Regions from separate parts of the Homo sapiens genome. Here region 1 is linked to region 2. A link is a loop called in an ENCODE intact Hi-C map of the cell type or tissue named here. Cell type or tissue: IMR-90. All regions are shown on one strand. Links, peaks and the distances in the headings refer to the core of each region. The heading gives the core; the rest is flanking DNA.

Evidence for each region. Hi-C counts contacts between places; a loop is a spot of excess contacts. Peaks named below come from ENCODE experiments on the same cell type or tissue, not always from the same donor. Only the 100,000 strongest peaks of a DNase experiment are listed, where the experiment ranks them.
Region 1: it touches region 2 in a loop (25-fold over the local background); 4 of 110 quality-filtered maps call a loop at or near these places.

What each region holds. Positions count from the first base shown.
Region 1 is chr12:116,701,143-116,709,198 of GRCh38, forward strand. No RefSeq gene overlaps it. Among named protein-coding and RNA genes, the nearest start is that of SPRING1, 33 kb to the right of the region's middle. RefSeq lists enhancers at 6,680-6,729, 8,030-8,056. In IMR-90, for the core only: a CTCF peak has its summit at 2,249 (motif pointing right); no DNase peak of the experiment used is centred there.
Region 2 is chr12:117,832,743-117,843,302 of GRCh38, forward strand. All of the region lies in intron 3 of KSR2 (kinase suppressor of ras 2), which reads right to left. It overlaps LOC105370011 (a long non-coding RNA gene), which reads left to right and starts at 24. Exons shown (of 3, transcript XR_945403.3): 1 at 24-107; 2 at 1,423-1,495. RefSeq lists an enhancer at 3,477-4,022. In IMR-90, for the core only: a CTCF peak has its summit at 4,677 (motif pointing left); a DNase peak (open chromatin) is centred at 4,659.

The DNA.
Region 1 (8,056 bases), core at 106-5,105, 1.1 Mb before region 2:
TTCTTAGTATGTTTCTTTCCTTTGCTTTTTTCGTTGAAGAGCTGGGGTCTCACTATGCTGCCCAGACTGGTCTCAAACTCCTGGGCTCAAGTGATCCTCCCACATCAGCCTCCCAAAGTGCTGGGATTACAGGCATGAGCCACCGCCCCTGGCCATCTTCGTATATTTCTTAGTATATTCAGAGTTGCACAGCCATTCTCACAATCAATTCTAGAATATTTTCATTACCTCCCTGAAAGAAATCCCATATCAATTAGCCATCACTCCCCATTTCCCCCAGTCCCTTCAGCCCCAAGCAACCACTAATCTACTTTCTGTCTCTACAGATGTGCCTATATTCCGATTTGCCATTTCTCGTTAAGTGGAATCATAGATGATGTGGCCTTTGTGACTAGCTTCTTGTTTAGGATTTAGCATCAGGCTGCCGAGTTTCATCCATGTTGTAGCATGGATCAGCACTTCCTTCCTTTTTGTGGCTGAGTAATATTCCACTGTTTGGGTAGACCACATTTTGTTTATGGTTGAATAATATTCCACTGCATGGGTAGACCACATTTTGTTTAAATATTCCTCTGCTGATGAACATCTGGGCTATTTCTACCTTGTGGCTACTGGAATAGTGCTGTTGTAAATATTTGTGTACACATTTTTCCGTACATTTTAGAAAATCACATTTTTGTGCCTTTTGTTAAAGACTGAAAGAAAAGTTATAAACACATGCTCTCATTGAACAGTGTTACAAATATTTATTGAAACGACTGAGGCATTTAGGGCAGGATAAAGCAGCTGGGTATGGTAAAAAGAAAAGTGAGTCAAAAGTCAAGGCCGGGCATGGTGGCTCACGCCTGTAATCCCAGCATTTTGGGAGGCCGAGGCGGGGGGATTGTTTAAGTCCAGGAGTTCGAGACCAGCCTGGCCAACATAGCGAAATCCTGTCTCTGCTAAAAATACAAATATTAGCTGGGCATGGTGGTTTGTGCCTGTAGTCCCAGCTACTTGGGGGGCTGAGGCAGGAGGATCACTTGAACCTTGGGAGGTTGAGGCTGCAGTGAGCCGTGATCGCACCACTGCACTCCAGCCTGGGTGAAGGAATGAGACCCTGTCTCAAAAAAAAAAAAACAAAAAAGTCAACATACAGAATGATTGATCTTTTTGATTCATTCACTAAATACTTATTAAAATATCTCCTGAGCATAAGATGGTATCCTGGGTACTGATGATTTCACTCCCTAGCTAGTCTATCATTCCATTATTATTATTATTATTATTATTATTATTATTATTATTATTATTTTCAGATGGAGATTCACTCTTTTCACCCAGGCTGGACTGCAGTGGCATAATCTCTGCTCACTGCAACCTCCACCTCCCAGGTTCAAGCGATTCTCCTGCCTCAACCTCCCGAGTAGCTGGGATTACATGTGCATGCCACCAGCCCTGGCTAATTTTTGTATTTTTAGTAGACATAAGGTTTCCCATGTTGGCCAGGCTGGTCTCCAACTCCTGACCCCAAGTGATCCGCCCGCCTTGGCCCCTCAAAGTGCTGGGATTACAGGTGTGAGCCACTGCACCTGGCCTATCATTCCTTGAAAAATACAAAGTTGCTGCTGTTCTAGAAAACAATCAAAGGTCAATCATTTGTCTTTTCAGGGCCTCCTCTTCTCATCAGCAGGCAGGGACAGTGCATCGACCCAGAGGCCTGGGAGAGGCAGGAATAATGATGCGCCAGAGAGAATTCTGGCTTCGGGAGAATCAGAGACTTAACAAATATAATGCTGACAATATGACCATTATGACACAAGAAACTATTTGTATCCATTGTCCTTTCCTCGCCTGAAATAACCTATTGCTTCCTACTCGGTGATGACATTTTTCAGGCACCAAGAGTTGCCCGTGGAACAAGAAGTACATAAACTTCCTTGCTTTGTAGAAAACAGATTCCGTTTTATAAGTGGTTTAGTATTTAGACACTACCTCCAAAGGTTGGGAAGGCCCTTACAAAGCAACAGGAGTCGGCCAGAATGAAAAGAATCAGCCGATGGCTGGGAGGCGGAGGCTTCAGTGAGCCGAGATCGCACCACTGCACTCCAGCCTGGGCGACAAAAGTGAGACTCCATCTCAAAAAAATAAAAATAAAAAAATAAAAATAAATAAAGGAATGATAGACTTGCCAATCTGCCTTGGAGAAGCAACAGACGGCTAAATCGTAGGGTTCCTGGCATTGCATTTGCCCACATTTGCCAGCAGATGGCGACGTGATCCTGCAATGTTGCATTAGTGCAACCCCGGGCAATGAAAGGTCAGGGACAGGGCACCTGAAGCTGGCTACTTGGAGACTTGGGAACCTCATCTATTGCTTTGCAGAGGTCCGAACACCACTAAACACATTTGGGAGGGAGGAACAGAGGAAGGTCGACCAATGACGTGTTTAAAACAGCTGCAAGGATCGGATGAAATTTGCAATTGGCTTGAGCTTGAACTCCAGATAATCTCCAGAATAAAGACATGGGGGTGGGAGTTAAAACAAAGAACTTGATGCAAATTAGGGTCAAACAATGATCCCCTTATGGCACATCCATTCCAAGGAATATCTTCAGTCATTAGAAAACCAAGTGGTGGTCTGAGCACGGTGGCTCATGCCTGTAATCCCAGGGCTTTGAGAGGCTGAGGCAGGCAGATCACTTGAGGCTGATTCAAAACCAGCCTGGCCAACATGGCAAAACCCCATCTTTACTAAAAACACAAAAATTAGCCGGGCATGGTGGCATGCACCTGTAATCCCAGCTACTCTGGAGGCTGAGGCAGGAGAATCTCTTGAACCTCAGAGGCAGAGGTTGCAGTGAGCTGAGACCACACCACTGCACTCCAGCCTGGGTGACCCAGTGAGACTCTGTCTCAAAAAAAGAAAAAAAGAAAAAAAAATTAGACAAATTGAACTTCATCAAAATTAAACTTCTATGCTTCCAAGAACGCCATCAAAAAAGTGAAAAAAACCAACCACAGAAAGGGAGGAAATATTTGCAAATCTGATCTAGAATATATAAAGAATTCTAACAACTCAAAAATGAAAAGACATAAAAGCTAATTTTAAAATGGGCAAAGGATTTAGATACATCTCTCTCCAGAGAAGATACACAAATGGCCAATAAGCACATGAAAAGATGTTCAACATCATCAGCCATCAGAGATGTGCAAGTCAAAACCATCCTGCGATAGACCCCACTTTACATCCACTAGGATGGCTATAATTTTAAAAAGCAGACAATGACAAGTGTTGGCAAGGATGTGATGAGAAATTGGAATCCTTGTACATTGTGGGTGGAAATGCAAAATGGTATAGCTGCTTTGGCAAACAGTCTAGTAGTTCCTCAAAAGGGGAAACACTGATCAAATTTGACCCAGCAATTCCACTCTTTCATATCCCAAGAAAACTAAAAACATAATTCATGTCCACGAAAAACTTGGACATGAATTTTAAAGCAGCATTATTGGCCAGGTGTAGTGGCTCACGCTTGTAATTCTAGCACTTTGGGAGGCCAAGGCGGGCAGATCACTTGAGGTCAGGAGTTCAAGACCAGCCTGGCCAACATGGCGAAACCCTGTCTTTACTAAAAAAAAAAAAAATACAAAAATTAGCCAGGCATGGTGGCACATGCCTGTAATCCCACTATTTGGGAGGCTGAGGCAGGAGATAACTTGAACCCGGGAGGCAGAGGTGGCAGTGAGCCAAGATCGCACCACTGCACTCCAGCCTGGGCAATAGAGCGAGACTGTCTCAAAAAAAAAAAAAAAAAGAAATAAAGAAAAGAACAGAAAAAAATCATTATTCATGAGAGCCAAAAGCGGAAACAATCCAGATGTCCATCAACAGATGAGTATTTTAACAAAATGTGGTATAGCCACACAATGGAATACTATTCGGTCATACAAAGGGATGGAGTACTGGTCCATGCTACAACATGATTGAACCTTGAAAACATCATTTTAAGTGAAGGAAGCCAGACACAAAAGACTCTACTAAAAAGACCCTGTCTCCACTAAAAATACAAAAATTAGCCGGGCATGGTGGCATGTGCCTGTAGTCCCAGCAACTCGGGAGGTTGAGGCAGGAGAATCACCCAAACCCGGGAGGTGGAGGTTGCAGTGAGCTGAGATTGTGCCACTGCACTCCAGCCTGGCTGACAAGAGCGGAACTCCATCTCAATCAATCAATCAATCAATCAATCAATAAAATTGATAGTGGTAATGGATGCACAACTCTGTGAATAAAGTCATTGACTTGTATACTTCAAATGGGTGAATTGTAAGTAAATTATATCTCAATAAAGCTGTTACCAAAAAATCAAATGCTAGACTATTTAACATGGAAAACCATTCCCATTACATTGTTAGGTGAAGAAAGGGAGAGAGAGAGAATGGGGCCCCAGGGCTGCTGGGTTCCATAGCTCCCTGTGAATGATGGCCCTTGGAGATGCAGAATGAAATGTGGGATTTCACCCCTCTCCATGATCCATGCATGCGTGGTGGAAATTGACTCTGGCTGCCCAACTCCGCAGTGGCGTGCAACTCACTTTCTCTCCAACTCATCCTTCAAAGCCCTTTAAGGGATATTTGGTTACAACATGGTAAAATATAATGAGATTCCAATTTTTGTTTCTATTAAATATATTAATATATAAGCGCATGTGTGCATGAAAATAGATACACATCAAAGGATAACAGTGGTTGTCTACAGGTAGAAAGGTTATGGAGCTTTTATTTTCTCCTTCATATTTGTATTGCTCTAATTTTCTGTAATGCAGTGTATTAATTTGCAATTAGAAAAATATATATATGTATTTTAAAATGTGTCTATAACCCCAACACTTTGGGAGGCCAAGGTGGGCAGATTGCTAGAGTCTAGGAGTTCAAGACCACTTTGAGCAACATGGCAAAACCCCGTCTCTACAAAAATACAAAAAATTAGCCGGGCATGGTGGTGTGCACTTGTAGTCCCAGATACTCCGGAGGCTGAGGTGGGAGGATCACTTGAGCCTGGGAGGTTGAGGCTGCAGTGAACCGTGATCACACCAGTGTACTCCAGCCTGAGTGACAGAGCAAGACCCTGTCTCAAAAAAAAAAAAAATTAAAAGATAAAAATAAAAACATATTGTTTTATTCTGTAAGTCTTCTCTGCCTGCCTCACTCACATAGTAACACTCCTTTTATCCTCACATTTATAACCCTGTTTAACAGGTAGTGGCATAATTGCTTATCTTCTCCAACAGACATCTGAAGACAGATATCATTCCTAATTTATCATTCCATCCAAAACCCAGAAATGCCTGCCTTTGATATGCCTGGTGAACATAGTACGCATTACCAAATACTAAGCAGTATCTTCTGTGTGAAGCCTACATTAAAATTTTATTCAAGACTTTGTACCCTTTGAGGAGACAGTAATACAGTCCCTTCAATGCTTTATATTATCATGAAGGATTATTTCCCTTTTTGCCCTTGCTGCCAGGAAGCTTACTTGCATCAACTGTGTTGCTGGCTTACAGTTGCACATCTGATTCTAACTTTCTTCCTTGAGTCTAATGTGTGGCATTTCCTCAACTTCTTTTTGAAAATAAACCAGCTACACTCAGTGTAGCTCTATGCATGAGGTAGGAATAAATAAATAAATAGTGGCTACTCTGTTGAGGATAAAATATTTTCTTTGGAAATCCAAAGTGGTATTTTATCCTAAGAGGGATGGTAGCATCAACATCTAAGGGTGCTCAGGCACAATGTGTCCAGAACCAGAGGCTTGGAGCAACTCAGTTTTAAGCCCCGGAAGGGATGAAGCATCTTCCAGTTCTGTATACTCCCCAAGTACCTACACAGAGCTGGGCGAAGAGTAAGCACCCTTTAAATACCTGCTGCGTGAATACTCAGGGCTCAAAATTCCGTATCCTTGCCATGCAAGGGGTCACAAAGTTTAACCCAGGGTTTCTCAGCCTTAGCACTTCTGACACTCAGGCCAGTGAGTTCTTTGTTGTGGGCTGGTTGTCCTGGGTGTTGTGGGATGTTGAACAACATCCTTGGCCTCTACCCACCAGATGCCAGTAGCACCCCTGCACATAAATTTTTTGACAATCAAAAATGTCTTCGAACATTGCCAAATATCCCCTGGGGGCAAAATCTCCCTCTGGTTAAACAGCATGGGTTTTTGCCAGGTGTGGTGGCATGGGCCTGTAGTCCCGGCTACTTGGGAGGCTGAGGTGGGAGGATCACCTGAGATCAGGGATTGGAGACCAGCCTGGGCAACACAGCAAGATCCCATCTCTAAAAAAAAAAAAATTAAAAATTAGTCAGGCATGGTGGCTCATGCCTGTAGTCCCAGCTACTCAGGTGACTAAGATGGGAGGATCACTTGAGCCCAGGAGTTCGAGGCTGCAGTGAGCAGTGATTGTGCCACTGCACTCCAGCCTGGGCCACAAAGCAAAACTTTGTCTCAAAACAAACAAACAAAGAAACAAAAACAACAACAAAATGTCTTCAAACATTGCTTGAAGTGGGTGGTGTAAAATCTCCCACTGATTAAACAGCACTGGTTTCAAGCAACACCTTCCAGGTCCTAGAAGCCACCAACTACAATTCTAGAATACCAGGGCTGGAAGGACCCCATGCATTATCCTGTTGACATCCTTTCATAGACAGGCCAATGGGCCCAGAAATAAGAGACTGAGGCACAGCCCCTGCCCACAGGAAACAACAAAGGGTGATCAAAACGTGCCAAGGCAACGCGCTGCCCCGGCCCTGCTTGCACGCAGATTGGAGTTGCAGGTGGCTCCTCCATGTCATGGTGTAAACTTGTGCTAAAATTAACCTGAGCGTCTGAGACTTCCTCTATAAAATGACAAAAAAGAACACCTGGCTGGGCGCGGTGATTCATGCCCTGTAATCCCAGCACTTTGGGAGGCCAAGGTGGGCAGATCACCTGAGGTCAGGACTTCAAGACCAGCCGGCCAACATGATGAAACCCCATCTCTACTAAAAATACAAAAATTAGCCAGGCATAGTGGCATGCACCTGTAGTCCCAGCTACTTGGGAGGCTGAAACAGGAGAATCGCTTGAACCCGGGAGGCAGAGGTTGCAGTGAGCAGAGATCGCGCCACCGCACTCCAGCCTGGGTGACAGGACTCCATTCCAAGAGAAAAAAGAAAAGGAATGCCTGGCTGGGTGCAGTGGCTCACGCCTATAATAATCCCACCGTTTTGGGAGGCTGAGGCAGGCAGATCACTTGAGCCCAGGAGTTCAAGACCAGCCTGAGCAATATATCGAGATCCCCATCTCTACTAAACATTTTTAAAAAATAACTGGGTGTAATGATGTGTGCCTGCAGTCCCAGCTACTCAGGAGGCTGAGGTGGGAGGATCACTTGAGCCTGGGAGGTTGAGGCTACAGTGAACCAAGATCGCGCCACTGCACTCCAGCCTGGGTAACAGAGTGAGACCCTGTCTTGCTCTCTCTCTCTCTCTCTCTCTCTCTCACACACACACACAAAAGAAGAATGCTGGTCTCTGAAGATGGGGATGGGACGCTGCACGTGCAGAGTGGCACATGGCAAGTGCTTCATAAATGTTTTTCTTTGTCTGAGTATGAATGGTTAAGAGGCCTATCCCACTTTTCGTGTTGGCGGAGGGTGCAGGAGGAAGAAGGGGGTAGCTGTGAGTATTTATTTAAGCCTTGGGTCTTCTCTGCACCAGCAGCATGCCCAGTTCCCTCTTCTGCAAGGGCTACTTTCCTGAGTCCCTGTTCACAAAATCGCCCGGACCCAGGAAAGAGTCCTGATCTGTCATCCCCACCAGATGGTTCTCATCTATAGAAACAGCTTCATTGTTTTCAGGAGAGAGAGCTCCACGCAGGCACGGGGCCCATAATCTCTAGACAACGATCACATTGAGGACAGAAAACCTATGGCATTGGTGCCACCAAGTGGCACAGAAAGCAATTGTCGGTGTCTGTGCCACCCGCGCTGCCTTGCTCTCCACTTTCCATCTCTCCATCTTCTCCTCCTTCCCTTGAAAT
Region 2 (10,560 bases), core at 2,649-7,648:
TCCCTACTTCTCACCTTCTGCCTTGGGTCCAACCTACTCCTAGGCTATGAAGCCATCCACCAGCCTTACCTAGGCACAGGCCAATGCACTGCTGCCTGGGACAACAGGTCACTGCAGGTGATGGGTTTACGTCCCTTGAAAATCAGTCTGAACTCTTGAAGTCCACGGGCTTTCAGACAGACCCAGGAGAGACCAGTGGCATGACCCTGGCCAAGTGGCTTCTGCACAGCACGTGGGCTCCCAACAAATACCCTGCCTTCCTTTTGCTCTTTCAGAGCCTTCGTGGGGCGGGGGGTGGTGGAGGCGGGAAGGTGGGGCGGTATGTAGTGGTGGTTTCACCCTAAGTTCTGAGCACAATGCTGGCTTTGTGACTTACCCAAGCTGTGCGGCCTTTGCTAGGCCCAGGCACCTCTCTGAATTCTATCTCCTCCCTTTTTACAAGGGACGGGACAACTCATAGCTTAGAAAGTTGTAATAAAAATCAAAGGAAGTCATCCATGGAAATTCCTCACACATGATGTGTCTAGCACACTGTAAACGTGGACCAATGCCTTATACATAGTAGAGGAATGTTAAATATCTGTGCAGAAACCCTTGGGACAGGAGTGCATTTGGGGGTGGGGGTTGGAGTTTTCTTAGAGACAGGGTCCTGCTCCGCCACCCAGGCAGGAGTGCAGTGGCATGATCATAGCTCACTGCAGCCTCAAACACCTAGGCTCAAGAGATCCTCCAGCCTTGGCCTCCTGAATAGCTGGGACTACAGGCACACACGACCAAGCCCAGCTGATTTTTTTATTCTTTGTAGAGAAGTGGTCTTGCTATGTTGCCCAGGCTAGTCTTGAACTTCAGCCTCAAGCAATCTTCCTGTCACTCAAGCAAGCCTCCCAAGTCACTGGGATTACAAGTATGAGCCATTGTGCCTGGCCAGGGGTGCATTTTAAATCCTCTTTTTCCACATTCAGTGGCATCATGAATATTCAGAAAAGACCACCGGACACTAAGTCCTTCCTTCATGAAGAAATCTACAAGCTCTTTCATCTCAACCTATTTTGAACCCACCTTGATGTCATAATTCCCCTACCGTGATTTCCCAAAAAATCACAGTATCTTGTCTTAGAACCGGCAACACCTGGCGGGGCACTTTGGGAGGCCGAGGCAGGCGGATCGCTTGAGCCCAGGAGTTCAATACCAGCCTGGGCAACATGGTGAAACCCTGTCTGTACAAAAAAAAAAATTTTCATTAAAAAAATTAGCCAGGTATGGTGGCATACCCCTATAGTTCCAACTACTCTGGGGGCTGAGGGAGGAGGACGGCTTGAGCCTGGCAGGCAAAGGTTGCAGTGAGCCAAGATCAGGCTACTGCACTCAAGCCTGGGCAAGAGAGTGAGACCCTGTCTCAAAAAAAATAAAAAAAAAAAACAGAACTGGCATCACCCAAGAATCCGAAGGACTCGGCTGAATAAAGACCATGATCCGAAGTTAAAAGGAGTTTCAGGTAAATTCTGCTTCCACCCTCTGGTCAGTGGTACAAAGATCAAAGGAAAGTGGATGTAGTTGAGTACAACTCTGTCCTTCTTTCCAAAATCCAAACAAAACAAGTACACCTTTTCCAGGGCACCGTATGTTACTGACTTCAATACTGAAAGTTTGCAGGCAGCTTTGACATCACAAAATGGTCCAAAAAGATACTGGGGGTGGGGGGCGGGGTAGGGATTTTTTTTGAGCTATGGTGATTTGAATGAAAAAAGAAACTGTCCTGAGTAGATTGGAGATTTGGCATTTGATAGGCAATAAAATAAAATAATCAACCCAGGAGGCAACAGGAGAAGCCCAAACATAGCCTTTGAACTCAATGGAGGGGTTTATTCTCCTAGAAAACTTCCCCTGACCTTGCTCGGGCTGCGGTGAGGCTCCTCCTCTGGGCTTCCCAGCCCCTGTGCTTCCCCAGCCTGAGAAGAGCAATGAGAATCATACTAATAGTAATATATGATAATCACACTAATACCATGCACTGAGTACTTCCTACAGCATTTGAGCTGAGACCCAAATAATGAAAAGGAGCTGGCTCACAGAAACAGTATTGCAGGCAGAAGAAACAAATGCAAAGGTGGGAATTAATTTTTTTATGTTCAAAGAATCCAAAAAAGGTGTCACTGAGTGGATATAGGGATCAATGCAGTAATAGTAACAACAGTTAGAAGCTGTGCGGGTAAACCAGAGAGCCGTCTTCGAGGGCAGGGATGCAGTTTCTGCTGGCAGCTCACTGGCTGGGCATGAAAATCGAACCCGAGACACAGAGTCCAGGGAAAAAGGGGCTTATGGGCCATCCATCCTGTCCTCAGGCATTTGGCAGACCAAGACACCAGGCTCAGTGAGGCCATGTGGCTGACCCAGGCTCCCATAACCAGAGAAGTCAGGGGCAGAGCCAGAACCGAAGCATCCTGCCTCCAGCCCTGAGCTCCGTCTGCTGTTGCCCCCTTTCATGGGTGATCAGGAGCTGTTTATCTGCAAAACTGATGGAAGTTTTAACAAGGTCCCTGGGGAGACAGGGAGAGATGGTGCATGTATGTGTGTGCATGGCGAGTTGGAGGGAGGGTGGTATATCACGGTTCCTCGCTTTCATCTGGTTCCTGTTAATTGGACTAAAGACCCCTGGGAAAACCATGCTCTGGGCATGATAAGCCAAACCCCAACTCAGTTATGGTTTTCTGTGCTTTACAGAACCTCAGTGTTCACAAAAGCTCCTGGCTTTCATCTGGCCTCAGAATACAGAAGTTGTCGTCAGTGTCGTCATAATCATTATCCTCCTCCTTAGAACCAAAGCGGCTATGTTCCTGGAGCGCTTAGGATCAGTCAAGCCAGTGGCTCTCAGCCCAGAGTGATTTTGCCGCAGGGGACATTTGACAGTGTCTGTAGGCATTTTTGATGGTCACTACCAGGGGCTAGGGGGTTGGATGCTACTGGCATCCAGTGGGTAGAGGCCAGGGATGCTGTTAAACATCTTCCAAGGCATGGGACAGTCCCCACCACAATTTTCCAGCCCCAAATGTCAACAGTGCCAAGGTTGAGAAACCCTAGGGGCTAGCCCTTTTTGTGCTGTAATTGGAGACCACCAAGAAAACCTCCTACTTGGGACCTGAGATGTAATGACTGACATCAGAGAGGATTAACGATGAGCACTGTTGTTAAGCAAGGCCGCCTACCCTACAGCCTCCAGACAGTCTGCAGTTAGGAAGTACCCTCCGTAAACTGACAACCCCCTACAGAAAATCCCTTTAGTCTAGAAACTTGCCCACTCTTGGGGAGTAAAAATATTTCCATAAAAGACTATTGGGAAACTTTTCCCAACCTCCCAAATATGTTAAAAGAAGATTGCGATTGGGTGCTAACTTTTTTCTGCTCCAAAGTACTAAAAGGGGTCAGAACACTGTCTTCCATCCACAGGGCAGTAGCATCGTCAAGTTTAGGGCCTGATGGAAGTCACAGGCAACACCCTCAACTGTCGGTACCCATCATGGAGTGGACTTCAACAGCTCTGGGGCCCCGAGACCATTCAGTTCCTGTGGAATCTACCTTCCAGAAAGATACTGGAGGCAGAACAGGCAATGCCAACACCGTACTTATTAGGAAATGGAGAGAAACCTTTCACTTCACCATTCTCTTTGGGTTGTATGATTCCCAATTCACCCCAGCCAAAAGGAGCACAGCAAAGTCCCGCTCAGATGGAGAGGTTGTCCCAGACAGAGGCAAAAGCACACATCACCTCCCTTAAACATCACAACACTAAAAGACTCGCTATCATGATGCCTGTTTCAAAGACAGAGGTTCCGATAGGGAAGAGGCTGGACCCGTGGCCCAGGCAGGACTCACATCCCAGGCTCAGGACTCATATGCCTTCCTGACTGTGCCACAAACCAACCAGGGCAGCTGAATGACGCAGCCGGGAGGCCCAGCCCCTTGCCAACTGTGGCCCGTGTCTTTTTTATCAGTGCACCCCACTGCAGGGAATGTGGCAAGCACCAGAACACTGATTTCAACTGAAGCAAGTCCAGCCACTTCTCATCGTAGCCATTCTTTAGACAGCCTCTCGGGAGGGCTCCCATGCAGCTGGGGGTGCCCCAGGCCGGGCCCCAAGCTCTTTCCAGATGTCTCCCAAGGGAATGAAGCCACTGCCTAGAGTTTTTTCTGTCGCTTCGGAGCTCCCTTTGCATCTCCACTAGTTATTATTTGGAGGCTGCATTTCAATGTTCCTTCTTTACAGTTCATTTTCTCCTCTTAATTGGTCTTGCAGTGTGGCAGGGAGACCAACGCAAGAGCATCATGACATGAATGCGGAAGGAAGGTGAGTGGCAGCAAGGCCCCGTCGGAGTAGGCTGCTCTGATAGATGCCTCTGCCGTTCACTAGGGGCCAGCCGGGAAAGAAACCCAGGGTCTCCCCTGGCTTCCAGCCTGCCTGCCGAGAAAGCTCGGTCTGTGAAACAGAATTAAGCCAGCATTAGTCCCTGCTGTAGCTGGGTCAAGCCCTCCTCCTCTCTCAGACTCAGTTTTTCCTTACTTAAAAGTTGAGATGATCAGACCGAGGTTCCTGCCAGTTTCTACATTACTATGCATCTTGTGCACCGATTTCAAGACAATTTTGACGTCTCCGCTAAAGGAAGCTTATCGGGCAGCGCCTCCTGGTGGCCAAACATGACACTGCGCCATCAAGAGGTGGCCCTGGTCGTATGGTGTCCAAGAAAACACTGGGAGGAAAAGGCATCCCAGTGTCTACGGCCAAGCAGCTACGTGCCCCTAACTTTTTCAAGCAAGGAGCCTAGGATTGAAAGCAACAATGCAGCCCTGACGCTCAGTTCCTCCACCCTACGTGATCATGATGGCACAAGGTCTTTACAAGTGGAGCTTGAAAAATCTGTCAGCCCGAGCCACTGAGAGCATCCTGGTATCCGGTTACAAAGCTGGTCTGCCTCATTTCTCCTCCACAAAGTACCAGATAGAGAAGGAAAGAAACAAAGGCGCTAAAGAAAGAAAATGATCAGATGATGAAGCTAAACTGAGCTCTGTTCCCAAGGACAGGGCTGATGTTGGGGGTAGGGAAGTACCGTCTCCCACCCTCCCAACTCAAAGCAACAGGTTCTCTGTGTGGGGAAAGGAGGACCATTTAAGGTTTCCTGTTTGAAGAGTGAAGTCAGTGGGGGAAATTCGGAGTGTAGGGCAACCCCACATTTCTGAATCCCATCAGGATGGTGGTCACACTCACCCAAAGAAAGCCACAGACTCCTATATAGGAGTGACCTTCAGAGAGTACTATCCAGACAGCATCTGTGTACAGCACTCCAAAGACAACGAGATGTGGTCCCCACTCCCCAAAGAACTCAGTCTGATGCAGAACAGACCCCAAAAGTCAGCACAATGGACCATGCATAACGTTTTGGGTTGGGTTTTTGAGACGGAGTCTCGCACTGTCACCCGGGCTGGAATGCAATGGCACAATCTCAGCTCACTGTAACCTCTGCCTCCCAGATTCACGCAATTCTCCTGCCTCAGCCTCCCAAGTAGCTGGGATTACAGGCGCACACCACCACACCCAGCTAATTTTTTGTATTTTTAGTAGAGATGGGGTTTCACTGTGTTAGCCAGACTGGTCTCGAACTCCTGACCTTGTGATCTGCCCACCTCAGCCTCCCAAAGTGCTGGGATTACAGGTGTGAGCCACCATGCCCAGTCAGGACCATGTATAATGAAAGTTTTGGGTGAAACTGATGTGGGTTTGAGCACAAGCTCTACCAGGTACTAGCTGTGTGACCCTAGGCATCTCACCCTCTCTGGGCGTGTGCCTCCTTCCTGCCTTCCCCTGAGCACTTACTATAGGAAGTTCTTGATCAATTACAGCCCCCTATAAATGTTGTACCACTTGTGCAAATATTCATTCACCCCCACTACAGAGTTCTCCACAGTCAATGCCTCCCCAGCCTCTTCATGTATTTATTGCCCTCCTCCAAAAGGAAGTTCTTCTTTACATCAGACCAAAATCTCCCCTGACTTAGACATGTATGTATTTGTTTTAATTGACACTCACTATTTCTAGCTTGGTCTTTTACAAAAAGGGTTAGCAAACATTTTCTCTAAAAAGCTTGACAGTAAATATTTCAGGTTTTGTGGGCCATACGGTCTCTGTCACACTACACAATTCTGATGTTGCAGCGTGAAAACAGCCATAGACAAAGTGGAAACAAATAGGTATGGCAGTGTTCCAATAAAACTTTATTTACAAAAGCAGGTGGAGGGCTGACTTTGGCCCGTGGGCTATACTTGGTCAACCCCTGTTTTAGAGAGAAAATCTCTCATTATCTGATCACTATCCCTCCCACACGATCTCATTCCTGATACACAGACAGAAAGTGCTTTGGCTTCACTTCTCTCCCCTAGGGCAAATTATAAAGGCTTCAACCTTCCCCTCCAAGGACATAATTTCTGTGATTAGATTATGACAGTTCATTTGTTCGTTAATTCATTCAATGATACTTTTGCAACCATGCTAAGTAGTTTGTAGGAAATGAACAAAGTGCTGCGTTTAGAGTGTACGGTCTGGAATCAGCCCGAGCTCAAGTGCTGGTACCCCGCAATTTACTGGCCATGTGACCTTGGTTGGGTACCATGGTTCACCCCTCTGTGCCTTCATTCTCTTATCTGAAAACTGGGGAATACAAAAGTCCCTGTCTCATGGGGATATCTGACGATTAAGTGAAATAACCCTCAAAATCAGCTCAGAACACCGCCTGACACTCAGTATGTTTTTAATATTTTATCGTTATTATTTTGTTTATTAAAAGATGGCTCTTGCTATCTAGGAATTTCCAGTCTAATATGGGAGATTTAGATATCAAAGCAACTACAAGATAACTGCCCAATGACTATGGCCGAAGATCGACACAGGTGCAATCAAGGAAATCCTCCCCGCAGTGGTCAGGAGTTGCCTAAGCCATGGGAAGGTTTACTTTAGAAAGATGCAGCCCAGAAAGTTTTTCCTTTTGAACAGATGCAAAGGGACGGTGAATCAGTGAGAAAACCATTGAAACCTGGGAGGTCAGAGCATCCTGCCCCACCAGGCATCAGCAGCAGAGAAGAAAGTATCACAGTACAGATGAAAGTAAGCAAACAGGGTTCGAGGAGGATTCTTTTCCTTCAAACTTTCTCATTTAAGTTACACAACTACTTATTTGTTGCCCAGAAAGACAGAAAATGCAGAAGGGCAAAAGAAAGAAAATCATCACCCTTAACCAAAGAACAGCTATGCTAAATATCCAAGTGGATTTCCTTCCAGACTTTTTTCCCATTTTATTTTATTTTACTTTATTTTATTTTATTTTTTTTTTTGAGATGGAGTCTCCCTCTGTCACCCAGGCCAGAGTGCAATGCGCAATCTTGGCTGTCTGCAGCGTCCGCCTCCAGGGTTCAAGCCATTCTCCTGCCTCGACGCTCTGAGTAGCTGGAACTATAGGCGTGCACCACAACGCCTGGCTAATTTTTGTATTTTTAGTAGAGATGGGGTTTCACCATGTTGGCCAGGCTGTTCTTGAACTCCTGACCCCAGGTGATCCACCCACCTTGGCCTCCCAAAGTGCTGGGATTACAGGTGTGAGTCACCACACCTGGCCTATTTATTTATTTATTGAGATGGAATCTTGCTCTGTTGCCCAGGCTGGAGTGCAGTGGCATGATCTCAGCTTACTGCAGCCTCCACCTCCTGGGTTCAAACAATTATCCTGCCTCAGCCTCTCAAGTAACTGGGACTATTGGCATGCACCACCATGCCCAGCCAAATTTTATATTTTTAGTGGAGACAGGGTTTCACCATTTTGGCCAGGTTGGACTCAAAATCCTGACCTCCAGTGATCCATCTGCCTCGGCATCCCAAAGTGCTGGGATTACAGGCGTAAGCCACCACGCCTGTCCCCATGCAGCTGTTTAAAAAATACTAAGCCAGGCATGGTGGCTTACGCCTATAATCCCAACACTCTGGGAGGCCGAGGTGGGCGAATCACGAGGTCAGGAGTTTGAGACCAACCTGGCCAACATGGTGAAACCCCGTCTCTACTAAAAATACAAAAAATTAGCTGGGCATAGTGGTGGGTGCCTGTAATCCCAGCTACTTGGGAGGCTGAGGCAGGAGAATTGCTTGAACCTGGGAGGCAGAGGTTGCAGTGAGCCGAGATTAAGCCGCTGCAATCTAGCCGGGGCGACAGAGTGATTCTGTCTCAAAAAAAAAAAAAAATTGCTAAGTAACATACCAATGTGGATGCAAATTATGGTCAATGCGGTGCTTTCTTTTTCTCTCCCAAACAATAGCTTGGGTACTTCTCACACGAGTGTATAAGTTGGTAATCAGGGAAATAATTAGAGAAAGCAAAAAGCCACCTGAGTGAAAATCATGACTATAATGAACTGGAGCCATCTCCCCTCAGCATATTTTAAAGGAAGGCAAGAATAATTTTGCTCCAAATAATAACAAATATTTTCATCCTCCTTGCCCTTTCTGCCTTCCCCCTGCATGTTCCCTGCAAGTTTCAAACATAATCATGCGCCCACAGAAGCCTCCCATCCTCCCTCAGGACCGTGGCTGGGAAGGACAGAGATACTGATGGAGAGTCAAATCTGCTGGGAATGTTCCCATCTGTGAAACTGGGCGTGCAGCCTAATCTGCCCACCACTCATATGGTTGCGAGGCTAAAACAAGATCACCTGCATGCAGGTGCTTCCTAAAACTGAAGGTGCTCTGCAAATGTGCAATATTATTTGATATTTACATGCAGCCTTTAAATAATTTCTTTTTATCTCAGTTCCAGTGTAAGCTGCTACAAAAGCCCCAAAGGGTTGCTCCCTCAAGCTGAGCAAATGGAAACACAGGGACCACTCAGAGTTAAGGAGAAAGCCATTCATTCCCACCACTTTTTTATGTGGGAAGCCTCCGCTTAACAGGAGTCAGACAGAAATGAGTTCAAACCCCGCCTCTGACACTTAGTTGCTGTGTGACCACCACCCCCCTCCCAGGCAAGGGCTCTACCTTTCTGAGCCTCAGTTTTCTTACCAGAAAATAGGAATAATAATCCTACGGACCTCATGAGGTTGTTGAAGAATTAAATGAGCAGGTGCTGCGTGACTTGGCCCAGTAAGAACTCAATCAATATTTGTCGCTGCTGTTATCATCAACCACTAGCATTCACTCAGTCACTCCGTGACTACTTCTTGCATTCCAACTCTGAGCCAGATGCAGGGAGAATTCCAACACAGGGGTTCTCAAAGCGTGTTCCCCAAACCAGCAGCACCAGCGTCGCCTGGGAACTTGTTAATGCAGATTTCTGGGCACTGCCCCGGACTGGCTGAAGCAGGAACTCTGGGAGTGGAACCCTCTGGGGGATTCTGATACATGTTGAGGTTTTGAGCACCACTGTTCTTGTGGAAAGGGGTATGAAAATAAACAAAATCATTTTAGATATGCTAGAGACTATGATAGGATAGAGAGTGGCCAGGATGGAAGTGGGACTCTGAGAAGCTGGCAGTTGGGCTGAGTCCAAAATGACAAGGAATCAGCCAGAGGAAGATTGAGGCAGGGTATTCCAGGCAGAAAGAAGGGCTGTGCAAAGGCCCTGGGGCAGGCGTTGTGAAGAAGAGAGGGTAGCTGGGTGCAATGAGCCAGTGAAAACATCAGCAGATAGGGACCAGATCGGGAGCCCAGGGACAGGACTGGGGGTCTCATTCTAAGATGTAATAGTCTGTTTGGAGCTGACTCAGTTCATGTAGTTTCATGGAACCCACAAACCTCAAAGAGTTCAGGCCCTGCCAAGCACAAGTTCAATGTCAATTCTGCACCCAATTCTTCTGCCCAGCACCTCGTGGATGCCAGGAATAAAAAGAGAAAGTGACTACAGCGCTGATCAGAGATGACAGCCAGAGAGTCGGGTTCTCTTTGTTCTCATTGGGGGGGTTCCACAAAAGCCAGATGCTGGCCACATGAAGCAGCAGGTGGGCAAGACAGAGGGGGCAGGGGTGGCCTGCAAGAAAGAGAAAGTGGGCTGCAGGGGGACAGGACAGGTGGATGAAGCCTTGGACCAGGTTGCTCGACAGGGGTTCTGCTGCAAGACAAAGGCTGGAGAGGAAAACATCCTGCCCCTCCCTCCACCCCTGCCTTAGTGGGGACCAGTCAGTGGCTCTGTAGGAAGACTTCCTTGGTTCAGATTCAGCTTGGGAAGGAGGGAGGAGGAAGGAGGGAGGGAAGCTGACTTTAAAAACAATAAAAATAATCACAGTCCAGTACATATTCAGTGCCAAATTTGCCAGACAAGTGTTTATACGAACACAGTGTTTATATGACTTCATTTCTTTCCTTGCAACAACTCCATGAGGATGATACAACTAGCATCCCCATTTTACAGATGAGGAAAGCAAGGTAGTTAGACAGAAAGGGAACACCGAGGGATGAAGGAGGGAGAGAGGAAGGGAAATTGACTCATGGATTTAGTTTAGCCTAGAACGAGTTAAGTGAAATCCAACAAGTCCCTTCCC